Linked DNA regions of Homo sapiens: region 2 is linked to region 1. Evidence: read pairs that join two places in POLR2A ChIA-PET (ENCODE). Cell type or tissue: OCI-LY7. All regions are shown on one strand. Region 1 overlaps ITGB4 (integrin subunit beta 4). Region 2 overlaps RECQL5 (RecQ like helicase 5).

Region 1 (2,500 bases):
CCAGGTAAGCCCTTCCAGCCACCCCGCCCCATGCCAATGGTCAAGAGGGGTGACAGTGCCTCCCCAGACACCAGAATATCCAGGTGGTAGCAGGGTGTAAGCATGGCACACAAGGGCATAGAGGGGGATGGGGGCAGAGGGTTCCCAAAGTTTGCGCCGTGGAACTCTCATCCTGCCGGGTGCTCTGTAAAGGTTCTGTGGTCAGGTTCACTTGGGAAGCACTGAATTCATTCCCCATGCCCCTCTTGCAGGTTAGGCACAGGACTTTATCAAAGCCTCTGAGAAGTCCTGCAGAGAAGAAACTTGTTTCTTTTCTTTTTTTTTTTTTTGAGACAGGGTCTCGCTCTGTTGCCCAGGCTGGAATGCAGTGGCACGATCGCGGCTCACTGCAACCTCTACCTCCCAGGTTCAAGCAATTCTCCTGCCTCAGCCCCCCTAGTAACTGGGATTATAGGCATCCACCTCCATGCCCAGCTAATTTTGTATTTCTAGTAGAGATGGGGTGTCACCATATTGGCCGGGCTTGTCTCCAACTCCTGACCTCAAGTGATCCACCCGCCTTGGCCTCCCAAAGTGCTGGGGTTACAAGTGTGAGCCACTGTAACTTAAATTTAAGAAACTTGTTTCTTAAACCTTCTTTTTTTTTTTCTTTTTGAGTCTCACTCTGTCACCCAGGCTGGAGTGCAGTGGCATAATCATAGCTCACTGTAGCCTCAAACTCCCAGACTCGTGATCCTCCTGCCTCAGCTTTCTGAGTAGCTGGGACTACAGGCACGCGCAGCCGTGCCTAGCTCAAACCTATTTGATCACATAACTCCTTGCCTATGTAATGCACATTAATATCCCACAACACTGGGGGTTACTACGGAGTGTGGTCTGCCGCCTACAATCCCTACTCTGAGCTATGCCATCCTCCACGCTTTCTCTTGTCTGTTCTCCCCAGTGACCGCCAGCTGCGGGCGGGCAGGGCCCTTTCTTCCCTGTTGTGGCTCCCAGGCCTTTTGCACGTGGCTGACCCCAGAGCAGGTGCTCTCAGGGATCTGGCCACTGATGGCTGATGGAGTGGGGGTCCTGGGCGGGCACTAGAGCTGGGGAAGATGTGGGCTCAGCTTGCCTCAGCCCCTTCTGAGGACTGTGCATTTATCACCTGCCTCTCAGCCCCAATTTCTCCATCTGTCATAGGGCATGGTGACCTTGCCCCACTGACCTCATGGGGTGATGGGGGGCGGGGAAATGGAGTCACGTGGACATGCTGTGGCGACAGCACAAAGAGGAACACTGAGCTAAGCAGAGAACGGATGCTGGCAAGGGCTGAGCTGGGGGCTGGGGCTCCAGGATGACTCGGGCTAAGAGCTCATGGGTGTCATCATCATTACTGTCACTCCGGAAGCTGGATGGGGTTGGTGTGGGTCTTGCCAAGGTGGGGGTGGGGGCGATGGTGCATGCTATGGGTCAGTCCCTTCTGAACTTCACTAATTTAAGCTTCAGCTCCACTTTCTGAGGTCAATTCTATGATCTTCATTTTACAGATGAGGGAACTGAGGCATGGAGAGATTAAGTAATTTGCCCAAGGTCACAGAGCTGGGACCAGAATCCAGACAGCTGGACTCTACGGGCTGAAGCCTCTGGCTAGAAAGCTGCAGGAGTGGGGATGGTGGGTGGAGAGGCTGGGGACCCTGGTGGGGGTTGGGGACCCTGAGGAGGACCCTGATGGAGGGTGGAGACCCTGTCAGAGAGGGGACCCTGGTGAGGTGGGGACCCAGGAGGGGGTTGAGGACACTGGGGAGGTGGGGACCGTGGTGGAGGATGGGGACCCTGTTGGGATGGGGACCCTGGGGAGGTGGGGACCCAGGAAGGGGTTGGGGACCCTGGGGAGATGAGAACTCAGGCGGGGACTGGGGACCCTGGTGGAGGGTGGGGGCCCTGTTGGGGTGGGGACCCTGGGATGTGGGGCCTTGGGAGGCACCCTGGGTGCTCACCTTGCAGCAGGCACAGTACTTCCAGCATAGCAGCAGTAGCAGGGCCAGGAGCGGCAGGAGGAGGAGGAGCAGGGGGATGAGCCACCAGAAGGAGCCCGGAGGGCAGTCTGGAGAGGAGGAGGCAGGGGGAGGTGGTGCCTGTCCTCCCCACCGAGCTCTGGCCACACGCCCCCTCCCTGCGCCCGGCCCCACCAGCTCACCCTTCTTCTTGTGCACCAGGACAGTGCTGTTGGGCCCAGGGGCGCCGTCACCTTCCATGGTGTAGCTGTAGGTGCAGTCGTCATCCTCGTCCCGGAAGGAGCAGCGCACCACCACCTCCTCGGCTGTACCCACAGCCAGTCAGCAGGGCACCCCAGCCACACCCCTCCGCCCCAGAGGACCCAGGGTCTGGTGAGGGGGCCCCTACTCTGCGATCTGCCTCACCCACGGCAGGGCCTCCTGGGGAAGAGTGGAAGTCCTTGCAAAGCCGTGCTCTCACCAGGCACAGGAACGGGTGTGGTGGGGGCTCCCCTGCTCAGGAG
Region 2 (2,500 bases), 81 kb after region 1:
ACCTGTAAGTATAGCAAAGGGAAATGGCGTATTGGTTAGGTAGGCAGCTTACAACAAGCTAGGTTAGACTTTTTCTTTCTAAATATTTAAATATTTAAATTATCTTAATACTAGCTTTTTTTCTTTTTTCTTTTTTTTGAGACAGAGTCTCACTCCGTCGCTCAGGCTGGAGTGCAATGGCATGAACTCGGCTCACTGCAACCTCCGCCTCCCGGGTTCAAGCGATTCTTCTGCCTCAGCCTCCTGAGTAACTGGGATTACAGGTGCATGCCACCATGCCCAGCTAATTCTTGTATTTTTAGTAGAAACAGGGTTTCACCATGTTGGCCAGGATGGTCTCGATCTCATGACCTCGTGATCCGCCTGCCTCGGCCTCCCAAAGTGTTGGGGTTACAAGCATGAGCCACTGTGCCCACCTTTTTTTTTTTTTTTTTTTTTAAGAGACAAGGTCTCTCACTGTCACCCAGGCTAAAGTGCAGTAGCATAGTCATGGTTCACAGCAGCCTCTAACTCCTGGCCATAAATAATCTTCCCACCTTGAGTAGCTGGGACCACAGGTGTGTGCCACCACGCCCAGCTAATTTTTTTTTCAGTTTTTGGCAGAGATGGGGTTTCACTATGGTGCCCAGACTGGTCTCATGACTCCTGGGCTCAAGTAATCCTCCTGCCTCAAACTCCCAAACTACTGAGATTACAGGTGTGAGCTACTGCTCCCGGCCTTAATATTGTCTTTTGTGTACATGTTATTTTATGTGGTCAAGATCAGTACTGCCTTGTTTCTTTTGTTAAAGAGATGGGGTCTCTCTGTGTTGCTCAGGCTCAAGTGCAGTGGTGATTCACAGGCGTAATCATAGCACAGTATACCCTCGAACTCCTGGGCTCGAGTGATCCTCCTGCCTCTGCCTCTCAAGTCGCTGGGACCAGAGGCATGTGCCACTGCACCTGGCTTAATCTTCCCTTGTTTTTTGTTTGTTTGTTTTGTAGAGACGAGCTCTTGTTATGTTACCCAGGCTGGTCTCAAACTCCTGAGCTCAAGTGAGCCTCCCACCTTAGGCTCCCAGAGTGCTGGGATTACAGGCGTGAGCCACCGTGTCCAGCCTATAAGTACTTATTTCTAATCTCTGCCAAAATGACAATAAAGGGGCCGGGCGCGATGGCTTACGCCTGTAATCCCAGCACTTTGGGAGGCCGAGGCGGGTGGATCACGAGGTCAGGAGATCAAGACGATCCTGACTAACACGGTGAAACCCCGTCTCTACTAAAAATACAAAAAATTAGCCGGGCGTGGTGGCGGGCGCCTGTAGTCCCAGCTACTTGGGAGGTTGGGGCAGGAGAAGGGCGTGAACCCAGGAGGCAGAGCTTGCAGTGAGCCGAGATCACGCCTCTGCACTCCAGCCTGGGGGACAGAGTGAGACTCTGTCTCAAAAAAAAAAAAAAAAAAGACAATAGAAGGATAAATATACATAAATTCGCAAGGATAATGAAAGTAGGAGAGAAGACAACAGCAGGTAGAAATGACAACACATTGTGCCTAGAAACACAAAAACCCTACTAGAAATCTACTCAATCATAAGAAAATCTGGCAAACTGGTTGAATATAAGAGAAATAGTTTAAAGATCAGTAGCTTTTCTCTAGTCAGATGAGAGCCAAGGAAAAAAAAAATCAGTAGCTTTTCTCCACATTACCATAAATACCTAGAAATAGAAACAAAAAAAAAACTTAATTTACAACAATAAAACTTATAAAATACTTAGGAATAAGTGTTACAAGCTGTTAACACGAGTTTTTTTCAAAAAGCTCCCCAGTAGGCTGGGTGCGGTGGCTCACGCCTGTAATCCCAGCACTTTGGGAGGCTGAGGCGGGCAGATCACCTGAGGTCGGGAGTTTGAGACCAGCCTGACCAACATGGAGAAACCCCGTCTCTACTAAAAAAATGCAAAATTAGCCAGGTGTGGTGGCGCATGCCTGTAATCCCAGCTACTTGGAAGAGGCTGAAGCAGGAGAATGACTTGAACCCACGAGGTGGAGGTTGTGGTGAGCCGAGATCGCGCCATTGCATTCCAGCCTGGGCAACAAGAGTGAAAGTCGGTCTCAAAATAAACCAAAAAAAGCTCCCCAGTTGCTTTGAATATATGGCCAGGGTTGACAACCACTGATTTAGATGAAGAAAACTAAAATCTCACCAAGAGAAAACAAGCTCTGGGGCCAGGAGCAGTGGCTCTTGCCTGTAATCCCAGCACTTTGGGAGGCCAAGGCAGGCAGATCACCTGAGGTTAGGAGTTCAGGACCATCCGGCCCAACATAGTGAAGCCCGTCTCTAACAAAAAAAATACAAAAATTAGCCAAGCATGGTGGCACACACCTGTAGTCCCAGCTACTGGGAAGGCTGAGGTGGGAGAATCACTTGAACCTAGGAGGTTGAGGTTGCGGTAAGCTGAGATCATACCATGGAGTGGAGGACGCACTCCAGCCTGGGCGACAAAGTGAGACCCTGTCTCA

What was found. ChIA-PET counts read pairs that join two places held together with the same protein. Peaks named below come from ENCODE experiments on the same cell type or tissue, not always from the same donor. Only the 100,000 strongest peaks of a DNase experiment are listed, where the experiment ranks them.
Region 2: POLR2A ChIA-PET joins it to region 1 with 10 read pairs; 17 of 35 experiments call an interaction of 5 or more read pairs at or near these places.

Annotation. Positions count from the first base shown.
Region 1 is chr17:75,737,124-75,739,623 of GRCh38, reverse strand. ITGB4 (integrin subunit beta 4) reads right to left here. Exons shown (of 40, transcript NM_000213.5): 17 at 2,180-2,302; 18 at 1,980-2,086. Among named protein-coding and RNA genes, the nearest start is that of ITGB4, 17 kb to the right of the region's middle. In OCI-LY7, no CTCF peak of the experiment used is centred here; a DNase peak (open chromatin) is centred at 1,303; H3K4me3 peaks cover 341 bases; H3K27ac peaks cover 1,051 bases.
Region 2 is chr17:75,655,686-75,658,185 of GRCh38, reverse strand. The region is part of intron 7 of RECQL5 (RecQ like helicase 5); the gene reads left to right. LOC107985013 (a long non-coding RNA gene) reads right to left here. Exons shown (of 3, transcript XR_001753017.1): 3 at 1-2. Among named protein-coding and RNA genes, the nearest start is that of RECQL5, 10 kb to the left of the region's middle. In OCI-LY7, no CTCF peak of the experiment used is centred here; no DNase peak of the experiment used is centred here.